2 separate regions of the Homo sapiens genome follow, and region 1 is linked to region 2. Evidence: read pairs that join two places in POLR2A ChIA-PET (ENCODE). Cell type or tissue: OCI-LY7. All regions are shown on one strand. Region 1 overlaps ZFPM1 (zinc finger protein, FOG family member 1). Region 2 has its middle 8.9 kb from the start of ZC3H18-DT.

What was found. ChIA-PET counts read pairs that join two places held together with the same protein. Peaks named below come from ENCODE experiments on the same cell type or tissue, not always from the same donor. Only the 100,000 strongest peaks of a DNase experiment are listed, where the experiment ranks them.
Region 1: POLR2A ChIA-PET joins it to region 2 with 5 read pairs; 2 of 35 experiments call an interaction of 5 or more read pairs at or near these places.

Annotation. Positions count from the first base shown.
Region 1 is chr16:88,479,021-88,481,520 of GRCh38, forward strand. All of the region lies in intron 1 of ZFPM1 (zinc finger protein, FOG family member 1), which reads left to right. Among named protein-coding and RNA genes, the nearest start is that of MIR5189, 11 kb to the left of the region's middle. RefSeq lists enhancers at 1-673, 1,140-1,640, 1,641-2,141. In OCI-LY7, a CTCF peak has its summit at 628; DNase peaks (open chromatin) are centred at 651, 951 and 1,531; H3K4me3 peaks cover 1,248 bases; H3K27ac peaks cover 988 bases.
Region 2 is chr16:88,551,854-88,554,353 of GRCh38, forward strand. No RefSeq gene overlaps it. Among named protein-coding and RNA genes, the nearest start is that of ZC3H18-DT, 8.9 kb to the right of the region's middle. In OCI-LY7, no CTCF peak of the experiment used is centred here; a DNase peak (open chromatin) is centred at 1,178; H3K4me3 peaks cover 1,057 bases; H3K27ac peaks cover 2,500 bases.

The DNA.
Region 1 (2,500 bases), 73 kb before region 2:
GGTAGGCACAGAAGGCGCCGTCTGCTCCGGGCTCTCCCAGGCTCTGCGCCCACTCCCTCAGCTGCCCTAGTGCCTGGAAGTCAGTCTGGCTGCTTGATGGATTGCGCGTGAGGTACTGGCCACTTGGTCCTGAGGGTGTGGGCGGTGAGTCCCGAGTCCCAACCGCGGGGCCGGGCTCCCCACGCAGGTGGTGCTGGGCTGGTGTCGCCAGCAGACCCCACTTTGATGGCGGGGCTGGGCTGCTGCTACCACTGCTCTCTGTGCTTCGGTTTCCCTGCTTGGCGAGATTCACGGGATGAGAGATGCTCCTAGCTGGGCCAGGGGGTGTGGACAGCATCAGCCACTCACCAGGGACCTGGGAGGGCGCCGCTTGGCTGGAGGTCATGCTGTAGACTCAACTCGGGTCAGCCTGGGGGACCCAGGCCCTCTGCAATGGCTCACCACGGCCCCCAGACCCAGCCTGGGCCCCAGTCACCTTGCGCTCCCATAGCGTGGCCTCAACAGAGCGAGCGGGGCCGTCCCCGTCTCCTCTCTGTCCCCACCGTGGCCCAAGCTGCCCGCTGCCCAGCTGGTGGGAAAGTCTGAATCTGTTGCTATTTTCTGTCTGTTATCAGGGCCTTATCTGGCCGCTGTGTGCCGCCAGAGGCCAGGTTCTCCCTCCTGGCAATGCTGTGACCCCCCCCCACCCACCTGCTACCCAGGGCCAGCAAGACCAGGAGGCCAGCCCTGGGGGTCTTTCTCTTCTGCCTCCCCAGCCCCACCCCTCTCCCATCTCCCCATCCCATCCTCTGCCCCGACCTGTGCCCCTCTCCGCTCCCCTCCCCGTCCCTCCCTCCCCCCCGCTGCCACCCCCGCAGTACTTCCTCCCCCAGCCCTGGCCTTCACCCACTCACACCCCCCGCCGAAGGAGGAAGATGGGGCACGTCCCTGCAGAGTAGAAACAGTGACAGCAGCTGTGGTGACAACCTCACATCTGCGCCCAGCGCCCACTGCCAACACCTGGCTGAGTCCTAACGCCAGCCTTTGGCAAGACAGTTTGATCCGCTGAAACCAGGCTCAGGGAGAAGCCGCCTGCCCTGTGCCAGCCTCAGCTCCTGCTGTTCCTTTCTCCTGGAGCGCTTTTCCCTGGACCCGGTGCTGGCAGCCTCCTCCTCTCCCCATCCAGATTGCCACCCACTTGCTACTTCCTCCAGGAAGCCTTCCTGGATGGCACCTCTGACTCTTTCCTGTGGTGCTCACACTGGCATCTTCCACTTTTTGGGGGATGGGGCTGGTCACTGCAGGATCTCTGGCACCTCGTGAGGGTGGGGCACGCCAAGGGCTCAGGAAGGGGAAAGGAGCCAGCGAAAGCGAAGGAGGAAGAAGTGAGTGTGTGAGGGGACGGGTGAGTGAGGGAGCGGATGAAAGAGTGAAGGAAAGAGCCGTGGTGCTGGTGGGGGAGGAGCGGGGCCGTGTGGCTGCCAGTGGTCACCCGCCCCACCAGCTGCTCACATGGGGCCTGGGCAGGCACCTGCACCTCCACTTCCTCCCCTCTAGACCAAGAATGAGAGAACTCCCAAGAGAGGCCAGCATAGGCGCCTGTGTCCCCTGCAGGCACCCACTGGGGACTTAGGCTCATCTCAAACACTGAGCCGGAGCAGGGTGCTCCCTGGGCCAGGGCCCTGGTTTTCAGAAGGCTTGCCCAAGGTCACAGAGCCAGGGGCACCGCAGGGGCCTCCCCAGGGGCCTCAGACTCCTCATCCACAGCCCCCATCTGCGCCCCACCTGGCATGTCCACCCTGGGGCCCACAGTCTGGGGGATGCCCCCCTCTCCTCAGCGACTGGCTCCAGCTTTCCGCAAGACAGTCGTTCAAAGGAGCCCCCCAGCGCCTCGCCATCAAAGCCGGGAGGGGCCACCTTAATCGTCGGTGTGGGGACTTGGAAGGGAGCTGGGATCATCCCGCTGCACAGAGCCAGCTCCATAATTCAGTTTTAAAGCATGAAAAAAGGGAGTTGATGAAATTCCGCTATCAGCGCCAAGCCAATATGCAAAATATCTCACCCCCAATCAAATAGCTATTATGTTTTCATTTCCATTTCGGCGTCCGGCTTAATGAGCAGGAGACGGATGGGCGCACGGGTGTCTGCTGGCTGTGATAACCAAGGGGCTCCGGGCACCACAGGGGCTGAGCCCAGTGCTGCCCTGGCCGCCAATGACCACAGCCATAGCCCGTGGACACCTCCAGGCAGGTGCAGCCTTGGCCACTGACCTCTGCCAGGCCAGGCAATGGGGCTGACATCACCCTCACTGCAGGTGGTCCCAGGGCGAGGGAGGCGTGGGGTCCGTGTCTGGCTCGGGGAAGGGCTACGTGCTGGGTGCAGGTCTGAAACCCAGCCCCAAGTTCCTGTCCCACCACCCCCACCCCCACCACCGCTGCCTCCTCGCCGGGGGCCGTGGACAGGGCAGCTCGCAAGTCGGCCTTGCTGGGCCTTGGTTTACTCACCTGTAAAGTGGGAATGA
Region 2 (2,500 bases):
GTTTTAGTAGAGATGTGTTTTCACTATGTTGGTCAGGCTGGTCTTGGACTTCTAACCTCAAGCAATCCACCTGCCTTAGCCTCCCAAATTGCTGGGATTATAGGCATGAGCCACCACACCAGGCCTGATTTTTTTTATTTATATTTTTTGCAGAGATGGGGGCCTCACTGTGTGCCCAGGCTGGTCTTGGACTGGCTTCAGGCAATACTCCCACCTCAGCCTCCCAAAGTGCTGTGTTTACAGGTGTGAGCCATTGCCCAGCCTCATCACATTTTTTAATGTGCTCATTGGCTGCCGACAGGTGCCAGCTCTGGACTGGGTTTGGTAGAACTGAACCCCGGGCTCAAGCCCAGCTCCTTCCGCTCCTGGCTGAGCTCCTCCTTCTCAGGGCTTCATGTCATTGTTCCTGAAATGAAGGCTGAAAAAGCCCTCTGCCTCCCACAGGGACACAACCTTGTCCAGGGGCTCCACCGCTGGGAAGCCTGGCCTCGCTGATCCTCCGGGTCTGTCTTCCCCGGCAACACACTTGTCCCTGGTCACGCCTGCCTGCCACAGGCTCTGTGGCTCCCAGCCCCACACTCCTGAGCCCTCTGGAAGACACACTGCCCCACACATGACCTTCCACACCCACTGGGCCCACAGGGCCCTGCTCCTCCTGACGCATGCCTCCAGCTGTGGGCTGTTCCAAGTGGCGGGAATGCCCTTCCCGTACTCCTCCATGTCCAAATCCTTCTCGGCACGGAGGGGCTGGGGCAATCTTCCTCTGAAACCCCCTCATTTAGAGGCTGTTTTAGGTTGAGCCGTGTCCCTAGCCCCAGGACCTGTGGATGTGGAACCAGGGTCTTTGCAGAGGTAATGAAGGTAAGATGAAGGGTCACAGCTCTGGGCTGCTGCGGCTTATGTCCTGATAAGGAGAAGGAGACAGAGACACAGAGGAGGGGCTGTATGAAAACGGACAGCGAGAAAGCCACCAGCCAGGAGCTGGAGAGGCAGGAAGGGGCCTCCCTGAGCCCTGCAGGGAGGGCAGCCCTGAGACCTCTTGGTTTCAGATTTGTGGCCTCCAGAGCTTTGAGAGAGTAAATTTCTGTTGTTTTAAGCCTCCCACCTCCCGGCTGGTGGTCACGTGTGACGGGGCAAAAACCGAGCCCCGGACCTCACAGGGGTAGAAACCGAGCCCCAGGCCTCAAGGCTTTGCACCTGGGTTCTTGCTATTTAAGTGCACGCTGCACCTCTGACAGCAGCGGGGAGGCTCCTCCAAGACACAGCTGCGTGGCGGCTCTTTCTCCCACGACACAGCATGGCCAGAGGCCCACAGGACGCCACAGAGGTGGTGCCAGCCGGGCTCCCTGGGCTTTTCATAGACCTGGCATCACAGGTGCCACTAAGAGGAAACATTTTGCCAAGTCCTTCAGATAGTGCTCCCAAGAGCCACGGTCGTTCTACTTTATTTTTCTCAAAGCCACGGTTTCAGGTGAGAGAAGAGTTTTCTCTGTCTCCCTCAAACCTGCCATGAAAAGTGAGTTAATCTGCCAGGCGCGGTGGCTCACGCCTGTAATCCCAGCACTTTGGGAGGTTGAGGCAGGCGGATCACAAGGTCAGGAGATTGAGACCATCCTGGCTAACACAGTGAAACCCCATCTCTACTAAAAATACAAAAAATTAGCCGGGCGCAGTGGCGGGCGTCTGTAGTCCCAGCTACTCGGGAGGCTGAGACAGGAGAATGGCATGAACCCGGAAGGCGGAGCTTGCAGTGAACTGAGATGGCACCATGCACTCCAGCCTGGGTGACAGAGCAAGACTCCATCCCCCCAAAAAAAAAAAAGGAAAAGTGAGTTAATTTCACACTCAGGAGGGACAGCATTGGTCATTTAATAAAGCTGCAGAAGCTTGCCTAACTTCAGTGCAGTAACCAAAATTAACGAGTTTATACACTTTCCATTAAAAGACACTTCGTGTGAATGTAGAGGGGAATGCGTGCCGAGTGGAGATCCACTGCTGTTTTGTGGGATCTGGGGAGGAAGGAGTCAGCCCCGGTGGGTTCCTGCAGGGCTGCCGTCTGCAAGCTCCAGCCAGGGCGGGACGCACGCAGTGCAGAGCTGGGACGGACGCCCGCAGTGCAGAGCTGGGACGGATGCGCAGCTGAAATTCCGGCACTGCCACCTCCTCTCTCTCTGACTTGAGCCTGGGGTAGGGGGATCTTCAGTGAGGTCTGGAAAAAAATGACAGAGATGTTATTGCTTCTGTGAAAACCCCAGTGTGCCTGGGGACATCGGCCCAGGCTCATCACTGGGTCACCGCCGGAGGAAGGCCTCCGCGTTTGCTGGTGGCCTCATCACAAGTATAAAATGTTTACAGCCCCAGCTAGCAGAGAGGTGGGAGCCTGGGCAGGTCACCAGGAAGCCCCGGTCAGGCTGGGGTGCTGGTCTCTGGACGAGGGTCCTGTGGCTGCTGGAACAAAAAACCCCAGAGTTAGTGGCTTGAAACCACACAGCTTCATCCT